Regions from separate parts of the Homo sapiens genome. Here region 2 is linked to region 1. A link is an interaction called in ENCODE POLR2A ChIA-PET data of the cell type or tissue named here. Cell type or tissue: Panc1. All regions are shown on one strand. Links, peaks and the distances in the headings refer to the core of each region. The heading gives the core; the rest is flanking DNA.

Region 1 (5,919 bases), core at 1,578-4,077:
AGGACATTTTTTAAAAAACCTGAACTTGCCGGGTGTGGTGGCTCATGCCTGTAATCCATTTGCCAGCTGAGGTGGGTAGATCACCTGAGGTCAGGAGTTCAAGACCAGCCTGGCCAACATGGCGAAATGCTGCCTCTACTAAAAACACAAAAATTAGTCAGGTGTGGTGGCAGGCTCCTGTAATCCCAGCTATTTGGGAGGCTGAGGCAGGACAATTGCTTGAACCTGGGAGGCAGAAGTTGCAGTGAGCTGAGATCATGCCACTGCACTCTAGCCTGGGCGACAGAGCGAGACACTGTCTCAAAAAAAAAAAAAAAAGTCTGGGTGCAGTGGCTCACACCTGTAATCGCAGCACTTTGGGAGGCTGAGGCAGGTGGATCACCTGAGGTTGGGAGTTTAAGACCAGCCTGGCCAACATGGTGAAACCCCGTCTCTACTAAAAATACAAAAGTTAGCTAGCTGTGGTGGTGCACGCCTGTAATCCCAGCTACTTGGGAGGCTGAGGGAGGAGAATCACTTGAACCCAGGAGGCGGAGGTTGCAGTGAGCCAAGATCACGCCACTGCACTCCAGCCTGGGCAACAGACAAAGACTCTGTCTCAAAACAAACAAACAAACAAACAAAACACCTGAATTAAATGAAGGAACATACAATGTTCCTGGATAAGAGGAAATATTTTAAAGCTTTCAATCTCCTTCATTATCTATCAATGTGTCATAATAAAATCCCAAGTAAAATTTAAAAATTAAAAGGCTAATTCTAACAAAAAAGGAAAAAAAATAAAAAAACAAACAAGCAGAAAGGCTAATTCCAGATTTAGCTTGTAAAGTTACTGTGTCAGGAAAAATCTGAAAAGCAACGACAGACTTGTCCGACTAAATATCAGCATATGGTACAAAGCTACAGTAATTAATACAATTTGGCACTGGGACAGAAAATAAAGAAATCCCTGGAAGAGGCTAGAAAACCCAGAATCAATTCCAAATACAGAAATTCAGCACATGGTAAAAGTGGCATTCCAAAGCAATGAGGAATTAACATTTTTCAATAAATAATATTAAGGTAATGGCTATATTTTGGAGAAAATAATCAGATCCCTAATTTGCACCATCACACACAAAAATAAATTCTAAAGTAGCATTAAAAATAGAAGTGCTCTCACCACACAAGAAATGGTAATTTGGTAATATGACAGCTTAGCTTGATTGAATCTTTCTATAATACATACAGAGATTAAAACATCACATCACATTGTACCCCATAATATGGACAATTATTTGTTAATTAATAAATTTTAAAAATAGAAACCTAAAAGATAAAACTATAAAAGCATTGGAAGAAAATAAGATAATTTCAGGCCAGGTATGGTGGCTCACGCCTGTAATCCCATCGCTTTGGGAGGCCGAGGCGAGTGGACCACTTGAAGTCAAGAGTTCAAGACAAGCCTGGCCAACATGGTGAAACCCCCGTCTTTATTAAAAATACAAAATTAACCAGGCATGGTGGCATGCGCCTGTAATCCCAGCTACTTGGGAGGCTGAAGCAGGCGAATCCCTTGAACCCAGGACACAGAGGTTGCAGTGAGCTGAGATCGTGCCACTGCACTCCAGCCTGGGCAATGGAGCAAGACTCCAACTCAGAAAAAATTGAATAAATAAACTATAAACTAAGTTCTTCCCACAGTTAGTTCAGCCCACACCAGAATGAACAAGGACAGCTTGGACGGTAGAAGCAAGATGGCGTTGGTTAGGTCAGATCTCTTTCACTGTCTCAGTTATAATTTTGCAATGCTGGCCAGGCGGGGTGGCTCGCACCTGTAATCTCAGCACTTTGGGAGGCCGAGGGGGGCGGATCACAAGGTCAGGAGATCGAGACCATCCTGGCTAACACGGTGAAACCCCATCTCTACTAAAAATACAAAAAATTAGCCAGGCGTGGTGACACGTGCCTGTAGTCCCAGCTACACAGGAGGCTGAGGCAGAAGAATTGCTTGAACCTGGGAGGCGGAGGTTGCAGTGAGCCGAGATGGCACCACTGCACTCCTGCCTGGGCATCAGAGCAAGACTCCGTCTCAAAAAAAAAAAAAAATTGCAATAGTGGTTTCAATCTGAAAGCCATAAAGAAAATATAATAAATTTGATTTCATAAATGTTTACTTTCTGTACAACGGCAAAAAAAACACATAAACAAAATCGAGACACAAATAACAAGTGAGAGGAAAATATTTTCAATACATATGATAGGGAACACATTTTTATACTACATAGAAAGTCTCAGACTATCCAATGTTTTCAATTAAAAAACAAAAAAACCAAAAACATGGACAAAAGGGATGAAAGACTGCTCACAGAAAAAATATAACTGGTCAATAAATGTATGAAAGATGTAATAATTCATAACTAAATCACTGAAACCATTAGATAACATTTTTTGGGTAGATCGGGGGTGGCATGACTATGGTCAGTGAGCTAATTCTAGTCCATTGCCTGTTTTTGTGCAGACAGCAAGCTAAGAACGGTTTTGCATTTTTAAATGGTTGAAGAAAATAAAAATAAGATTACTATTTTGTAATATGTAGAAATCATATGAAATCCAGATTTCAAGGCCCATAAGTACAGTTTTATTGGAACAGTCACCCTTGCTTATTTACTTATTGGCTATGGCTGCTTTCATCCTACAAAGGCAGAGATGAGCAGCTGGGACAAAGATGGCCTGCGAAGCCTAAAATATTCATATCTGGCCCTTTACAGAAAAAGTTTGCAGACTCCTAGCTTCATGTGTCAAAGATTTTTAAAAAGTCCAATTCCACAAAGTTAGCCACCACTGGAAGTAGGGTAAATTGGTGCATTTTCTTCTGAGGGCAATCACAACTTGAACTGCTGAGATGCTCTGACACAGCGTTTAGGAATGTAACCTACAGATTCCTTTGCACATGTTCACGGGGATTTCCAAAGATATTCCTTGGTAAACCATCTGTTTTTTTTTTTTTTTTTTGACACGGAGTCTCACTCTGTCTCCCAGGCTGGAGTGCAGTGCGATCTCGGCTCACTGCAATCTCCGCCTCCAGGGTTCAAACGATTCTCCTGCCTCAGCCTCCCAAGTAGCTGGGACTACAGGGGCGTGCAACCACACCCGGCTAATTCTTTGTATTTTTAGTAGAGATGGGATTTCACCATATTAGCCAGGATGATCTTGATCTCTTAACCTTGTGATCTGCCCTCCTCGGCCTCCCAAAGTGCTGGGATTACAGGCATGAGACACTGTGCCCGGCCGGTTTTCTTTTTGTTTGTTTGTTTGTTTTGAGATGGAGTCTTGCTCTGTCAGCAGGCTGGAGTGCAGTGGCGCAATCTCCTCTCACTGCAACCTCCGCCTCCTGGGTTCAAGTGATTCTCCTGCCTCAGCCTCCTGAGTAGCTGGGACTACAGGTGCACGCCACCACACCCAGCTGATTTTTGTATTTTTAGTAGAGATGGGGTTTCACCATATTGGCCAGGACGGTCTCGATCTCTTGACCTCGTGATCCACCCACCTCGGCCTCCCAAAGTGCTGGGATTACAGGCATGAGCCACCGCGCCCGGCTATCAGAGGTATTAAATAAGACATATTTCTATGAGTAGGAGAATGGTAAACTAAGTAGTAAACATCTATACAACTTAAAAGCCATTAAAAAGAATTAGATCTCTAAGGAAAGGGTTGAACCCAGTTGTAATACCTAGTTTCATGCCTTTGAGGCACAGTATATATTGCTCCCTCTACCTGAGACATTTGCCCTGTCCTTGTCTGTGAATTCCTCATAGACAACTCACAAAAGGAGTGCACGTCAACTGACTCGTGAATCAACTGACAAGACTCAGTTTAACTATTGGTTCCTTTGTGAAGCCTACCTTGACTCCCTAACAGAAATGCCCACTCCCCTCCTTGTGCCCCCACAGTAATATGGATCTACCTCCATTATACACTTATTTCTATACTGCCTTTGTTTAGATGTCCATCTCCTCCACTAGACTCCAGAAGGGCAAGCACCATGGCTTGTTCTTTGCACTGCTAGTGAGAGGTGAAGCCGGCTGCTCTCCAGGTCTGGTGGGGACTTGGAGAACTTTTTTGTCTAGCTAAAGCATTGTAAACACCCAATCAGTGCTCTGTGCCTAAAGGTTTGTAAACACACCAATCAGCACTCTGTAAAAACGCACCAATCAGCACTCTGTGTCTAGCTAAAGGTTTGTAAACGCCGGATCAGCACTCTGTAAAAATGGACCAATCAGCAGCATGTGGGCAGGGCCAAATTAGGGAATAAAACCTGGCAACCGGAGCCAACAGCAGCTTGGGTACTCTTCCCTCCTGTGGGTAGTTTGATCTTTATAATCTTGCTGATGCTCAGTTTTTGTGTCTGCTCTATGTTTATGAGCTGTAACACTCACCGTAGAAGTCTGTGGTTTTACTCCTGAAATCAGCAAGACCACGCACCCATGGGGAGGAACAAACAATTCCAGACGTGCCGCTTTTAAGAGTTGTAACACTCCGTGCGAAGGTCTGGCTTCACTCCTGAAGTCAGCGAACCCACTGGGAGGAAAGAACAACTCTGGGCACGCCACCTTTAAGAGCTGTAACACTGAAGGTTTGCGGCTTCACGCCTTAAGTCAGGGAGACTACAAAACCGCAAGGGAGTAATGAACTCTGGTCGCGCCACATTTAAAAGCTGTTAACACTCACAGCGAAGGTCTGCAGCTTCACTCCTGAAATCAGCGAGACCACGAACCCACCAGAAGAAAGACACTCCGGACTCACAATCTTTTAGGAACTGTAACACTTACTTCGAGGGTCTAAGGCTTCATTCTTGAAGTTGGCAACACCAAGAGTGTACTGGAAGGAACCAATTCCGGACCCACCAGGACCCAGTACAACCCTTAACGATAGTAAATATTCAGGGATTTTTGCAGAGAAGCAGGGACAAGGGGACTTGGCAAGAGCTATGAAGACCTCTTGCCTCTCATCTGTGGGCAGCCTTAGAATTTTCCAGGTTGATTGCTGGGGACCAAATAGTTACAGTCTACTTGGCACCTAAACTAATCCCACCTTCAGGGAACCTTGTCATTCAGGAGCCAGGTCCTCCTCTAGGACTGAAGGTGGCAAAAATGTGTGCCCTTTGGCAACACTGCATGACACATGAAAGGGCCAACATGATTCAAACTCTTAGCTATGGAAGCCTGGGAGGATGGTAGGTTTGGATGGTCTATGGCCTTCTGATGCCTCTATCACTCCAACACAAGTGCCCTTAGTTGTTCAGTGTCCTATAAAAAAGGATGGAAAACTAGGACCACTTTCAAGGGGCTTATGCAAATACATAAAGTGCCTGAATTAAACTCTGAAGCAGTAACAGGGTAGAGAACATGGTATGTTTTCCTTTTTAAAGACGGAATGAAAACTAAAGCAAGGGCTACCAGATTGAGTTAATTCTTCGTGTTGAAACGGTACCAGTATCCAGTTAATGTGTCCAACAAAGACACCAAACTAGGTGATTCAAGCTCTAGATGGGTTTTCTAGTTTCACATTTATGTATGAACTAATTACAACAAAAAAATCACCTTTTAATTTTGCTACACAATCCTAATTTTTTTTTTTTTTTTTTTTTTGAGATAGAGTCTCATCGCCCAGGCTGGAGTGCAGTGGCGCGGTCTTGGCTCACTGCAACCTCTGCCTCCCGGGTTGAAGTGATTCTCCTGCCTCAGCCTCTCTGGTAGCTGGGACTACAGGCGCCCGCCACCACACCTGGCTAATTTTTGTATTTTTAGTAGAGATGGGGTTTTAGCACATTGGCCATGCTGGTGTCGAACTCCTGACCTTGTGACCCGCCTGCCTCGGCTTCCCAAAGTGTGGGGATTACAGGCGTGAGCCACCGTGCCCAGCCCACAGTCCTAACTT
Region 2 (5,919 bases), core at 2,266-4,765, 210 kb before region 1:
ACCTTTGAAGAATGACTGGTAGATTGACAGCTAAATTTTCATCAGGAAGAATAGAAAACAAAAAGCAATTGAATAATTTCTTTGATGTATGACAGAAAAAATTCTGCCAATATGGTATTCTTCACCCAGTAAAATTTAATTCAAGAATAAAGGTTGAATGGGCATTTTCATAAAGCAAAAATTCAACCTCAAGTTTTAAAATAAAATTAAAGAACACCAACACATTATGTGGTTGGGGTAGGCCAATGGAATTCAAGGATCTTAGGTCTATATAATCTGGAGGAAAAGTAACACTAAATTAAATTTAGGCTTAGAAATTTACACATTATGTAAAAGTAACACTAGATTAACACTAAATTAAATTTAGGCTTAGAAATTTACACGTTATGGAAAAGTAACACTAGATTAAATTTAGGCTTAGAAATGACACATTATGATTTCTAAGTTAATCAGTAAATGAAAAAAGAAATAGAGTATATAACTACAAATGAGTAGAGGTAAAAAATACAATAAAAATACTTATGCAAAATGAAAAGAATGAGAGAAAGAAAACAGAATGGTTGGGGCACACAGAAAGCACAAAACAAATTGGTAGATATAATCCAAATATGGGGGAAAGTACATGAAATGTAAATGGACTAAATACTCCAGTTAAAAGACATACTATGAAATGAGGGGCAAGGAAGTCCAAATACAGGCTGTTTACAAGTTATATATATAACATTATGAAACACATACACATATGTCAGTCATGAAAAGACTTTTAGAAATTATACCATGCAAATTCTAAACGAAATAAACAGACTTCAAGACAAAAACATGACTAGATACAGGGGTCATCACTTCATAATGATAAGAGTTTTAATATGCCATAAGGCAAATATACAATAAGGTAAATATTTTACTTTTATCTAAAGACTTACTCTTTTTTTTTTTTTTTTTTTTTTTTTAAGATGGAGTCTCACTCTGTTACCCAGGCTGGAGTGCCATGGCACGATCTTGGCTCACCGCAACCTCCGCCTCCTGGGTTTAAGTGATTCTCTTGCCTCAGCCTCCCAAGTAGCTGGGATTACAGGCATGCACCATCACACCTGGTTAATTTTTGTATTTTTAGTAGAGACAGTGTTTCCCCATGTTGGTCAGGCTGGTCTTGAACTCCTGACCGCAGGTGATCCACCCACCTTGGCCTCCCAAAGTGCTGGGATTACAGGTGTGAGCCACCACGCCTGGCCTAAAGACTTATTATTTAGAAAAAAGATTTATAGGGAGCAAAAATTGAACAGAACCAGAAGAAAAAACCAGCAAATCCACAATCATAGCGAAAGTTTTTAATACACTTCTCTCAGCACTTGATAGAATAAGTAGACTGATTAAAAAACAGTAAGAATGTAAGATTTGAAGGACATAGTTAAGAAAAGTAACCTAATGAATATACATATATAGAGACACTGCACCCAATGATTGTGAAATATACTCTTTTAACCACAAATTAATATTTTTAAAAATTGGCATATACTAAGCCATAACGTACATCTCAAAATTTCAAAAGGTATAATCATACAGACTATGTTCTCTAGTCACAATGCAATCAAAGTAGAAAACCATAACAAAAAGATAGCTAAAAGCTCCTATACCACTGAGAATTAACAAATATACTTCTAACCAACATTTGGATCAATGAAGAAATCAAAATAAAAAATATTTTAGGCCGGGCACGGTGGCTCATGCCTGTAATCCCAGCACTTTGGGAGGCCGAGGCAGGCAGATCACCTGAGGTCAGGAGTTCAAGACCAGCCTGGCCAACATGGCGAAACCCCGTTGCTACTAAAAATGCAAAATTAGCTGGGTATGGTGGCACATGCCTGTAATCCCAGCTACTTGGGAGGCTGAGGCAGGAGAATCGCTTGAACCTGGGAGACAGAGGTTGCAGTGAGCCAAGATCACGCCACTACACTCCAGCCTGGGTGACAGAGTGAGACTCTGTCTCAAAATAAAAAAATTAAAAAATAAAAAATAATATTTTAAAGTAAATAATGACAAATATATATTATAATGTGTGGGATTCACCTAAAGCAGTACTTAGAGAGAAATGGATAGCATTAAATGTAGTAACATAGGAAATAATATATAATATCTTTTTGGTAGGTAAGAATTTCATATGACTAACCACAGAGGAAAGATGAAAGAGAATTTATTAAAATTAAAAGCTTTGATTTATCAAAAAAAGCAATCTTAAACAGATTATACAGAGAGAGAAGTACAGACCACACAGTGGAAGAAGATATTTACAAGCCACATAATCAAGGACAAGTGTCCAGAATGTATTACGAAGAATTCCTAGGAATCAATATAAGAAGATAATTCTATAGACAACTAGGCAAGACGTGTTAGACACTACACAAGAGGAAATTCAAATGGCTAATAAACACACAAAATTATGCTAAATTTCAATCAGGGATATTTGAATTAAAACTTCAGTGTCCACACACACATATATCAGAAATTTAAAATACCAAGTGTTGGTGAGGATGTAAAGCAACAGGACTCTCATATACGGCTGGTGGAAAAGTAAAAGATACAGTCACTTTGAGAAAGTTTGGCATATGTAAAATTGTTAAAGGTATACATATTTTATAACCCAGCAATTATACTCCTAAAAATGTGCCTAGACAAGATTTTTAACCTGTGTATCAGGAGAGAGTTCATGATTCTTCATAGTGGCATTATTTCTAACAACCCAAATTGCAAAAATCCAAATATCCCACAGCACTGGAATGGATTTTTAAATATGGTATTTTCATGTAACTGCATGCTAAATAGTAAAGAAATATACCTCAATTACACACATTAGCATGAATGGATCTCACAAATGATTGAGCAAAAGAAGCCACATATAATGTATACAGTATAATGTCATTTGTTTACATTTAGAATCAGATAAAACTAAACTGTATATTATTTAGGGATACATATGGAGAAAGCAAAATTATAAAAAGAAGTAACTGAAGGATGTTTACAAAAGTCATAAGTCATTACCTCTATGAGGGATGAAAGAAATTAATAAGTAATAATCTGGTATGGAAGGATTCTAAGCCAATGGCAATTTTCTAGTTCCCAGTTTGAGCTGTGGTTACACAGATGTTCACTTTATAGTCATTCTTTAAACTGTACACATCTATCTCTTCTGAATGTATGGTATTTCTCACAACGCACGAATGAACAAAAAAGCAGAGACTCAGACATAAAATTAAGGGGAGGGGGTGGGATGGGTTTCAGGTAAAGCATACCAGGATTTTGAAAGCAATAGTAATGTTATATTCCTAAAACAGGATGGTGGTTTGCAGATATTTGTTGCATTAATATTCTAAATATCCTACACATATTTATAACTAGTTGAATCCTTTCGATACGTAATTTTAAAAGTAGAGAAAAAAATGCAGTCAAGAAACATCATAAACAGTAGAAAAGTATTATATTAACTCATTACATTATATTAGATACAACATTGTGAACCAGACTGGAAATCTTCATACCACTGTTAACATGAGTAAATGAACTCAGAAGTTTTAATAATTTGACCACACAATGTTTTAGAACATTTCTTATAAACCACAAGTGACCTACATGCTTGAGAATGAAATCAGCTCTGGATGAGACCCTTAGCAAAGTACCGCCACTGTGCCCTCCTCTGAGGCTGGAGAGAAGGTGTGACTGGCTGGTGGGATTCAGGTCCCAGGCTATACCTTCCTTGGCACAAGAGGTCCTGGTTCCTGAATGGAGCCCCCCATTTTTCCTCCTAACCTTCATGAACATTTAGAACTAGTAAGCAGCTCACACTGCTCCCTCCACGGCCTGGCAATAGTCACTGTGCAAAGTGACTTGATCTGCAATCTGAGTAACAGCCCAGTCTGCCAAAATCAGATTAATTTCATTTTATTCTGCAAAAAAAAAAAAAAAAGTACTATTCTCTTACCTTTGTCTTCCAAGTTTCTCAGCTTATGTTTCAAGCTAGTACTTTCTGTTAGTGATTCTTGGTTCACAATCTTAAAAACAAAACAGACCACAAATTACGTCCTTTATGGCAAAGCAAGAAACAAGTGGTGTACTCGTCAGAAGGAATAGCCAATGTGTTATGCAAATATGATATTAATTCTGGAAAATCAGATGAATAACCAACAATTAAATAGTACCTTAGGTTTTTCTTCATCTTCTGAGTGCTTCAAGGAAGAGAGCTCACTCAGTGAGTGAGGATCTTGAAGCTCTGAGCATTAGAGAGAAGTTTCAAGTGAATACACGCCAAGTAACAAAGCAATAAGAATTCACTATCATTCTAGATATTAAATCTCATCATCAAAAAAAAGGAACACAGTTCTAAGTGAAACAAAAATCTACTGACTGTGTCTTTCGGGACACGAATTCTTTTTTATTATACTTTTAAGTTTTAGGGTACATGTGCACAACGTGCAGGTTACGTATGTATACATGTGCCATGTTGGTGTGCTGCACCCATTAACTCGTCATTTAACATTAGATATATCTCTTAATGCTATCCCTCCCCCCTCCCCCCACCCCACAACAGGCCCCAGTGTGTGATGTTCCCTTTCCTGTGTCCATGTGTTCTCATTGTTCAATTCCCACCTATGAGTGAGAACATGTGGTGTTTTTCATCCTTGCGAGTTTGCTGAGAATGATGGTTTCCAGCTTCATCCATGTCCCTACAAAGGACATGAAATCATCATTTTTTATGGCTGCATAGTATTCCATGGTGTATATGTGCCACATTTTCTTAATCCAGTCTATCGTTGTTGGACATTTGGGTTGGTTCCAAGTCTTTGCTATTGTGAATAGTGCCACAATAAATATACCTGTGCATGTGTCTTTATAGCAGCATGTTTTATAATCCTTTGGGTATATACCCAGTAATGGGATGGCTGGGTCAAATGGTATTTCTAGTTCTAGATCCCTGAGGAATCACCACACTGACTTCCACAATGGTTGAACTAGTTTACACTCCCACCAACAGTGTAAAAGAAAAGTGTGCCTATTTCTCCACATCCTCTCCAGCATCTGTTGTTTCCTGACTTTTTAATGATCGCCATTCTAACTGGTGTGAGATGGTATCTCATTGCGGTTTTGATTTGCATTTCTCTGATGGCCAGTGATGGTGAGCATTTTTTCATGTGTCTGTTGGCTGCATAAATGTCTTCTTTTGAGAAGTGTCTGTTCATATCCTTTGCCCACTTTTGGATGGGGTTGTTTTTTTCTTGTAAATTTGTTTGAGTTCTTTGTAGATTCTGGATATTAGCCCTTTGTCAGATGAGTAGATGGCAAAAATTTTCTCCCATTCTGTAGGTTGCCTGTTCACTCTGATGGTGGTTTCTTTTGCTGTGCAGAAGCTCTTTAGTTTAATTAGATCCCATTTGTCAATTTTGGCTTTTGTTGCCATTGCTTTTGGTGTTTTAGACACGAAGTCCTTGCCCATGCCTGTGTCCTGAATGGTATTGCTGAGGTTTTCTTCTAGGGTTTTTATGGTTTTAAGTCTAACATTTAAGTCTTTAATCCATCTTGAATTAATGTTTGTTTAAGGTGTAAGGAAGGGATCCAGTTTCAGCTTTCTACATACGGCTAGACGATTTTCCCAGCACCACTTATTAAATAGGGAATCCTTTCCCCATTTCTTGTTTTTGTCAGGTTTGTCAAAGATGAATTCTTATTAGGTTTGTACATCTGTAGTTAAGATTAACAGCCAGTTACTTCAACTAGATCGGCACCTTAAGGAGCTGCCCATCTGGCCTCAAATAACACGGGCAGGGATTCTTCCACCTCAATCTTGTGATTCTTCTCTCCCTTAGAAACCCCTCCCTTATTGCCTCTTACTCTTTTTTGATGATTTGATATACATATATACGGTGTAATGAT

Evidence for each region. Peaks named below come from ENCODE experiments on the same cell type or tissue, not always from the same donor. Only the 100,000 strongest peaks of a DNase experiment are listed, where the experiment ranks them.
Region 2: POLR2A ChIA-PET joins it to region 1 with 5 read pairs; 3 of 35 experiments call an interaction of 5 or more read pairs at or near these places.

The regions. Positions count from the first base shown.
Region 1 is chr6:10,731,916-10,737,834 of GRCh38, reverse strand. No RefSeq gene overlaps it. Among named protein-coding and RNA genes, the nearest start is that of TMEM14C, 12 kb to the right of the region's middle. In Panc1, for the core only: no CTCF peak of the experiment used is centred there; a DNase peak (open chromatin) is centred at 2,804; H3K4me3 peaks cover 730 bases; H3K27ac peaks cover 2,500 bases.
Region 2 is chr6:10,940,801-10,946,719 of GRCh38, reverse strand. It overlaps SYCP2L (synaptonemal complex protein 2 like), which reads right to left. Exons shown (of 30, transcript NM_001040274.3): 22 at 4,191-4,261; 23 at 3,974-4,043. All of the region lies in intron 2 of LOC101928191 (a long non-coding RNA gene), which reads left to right. Among named protein-coding and RNA genes, the nearest start is that of SYCP2L, 57 kb to the right of the region's middle. In Panc1, for the core only: no CTCF peak of the experiment used is centred there; no DNase peak of the experiment used is centred there.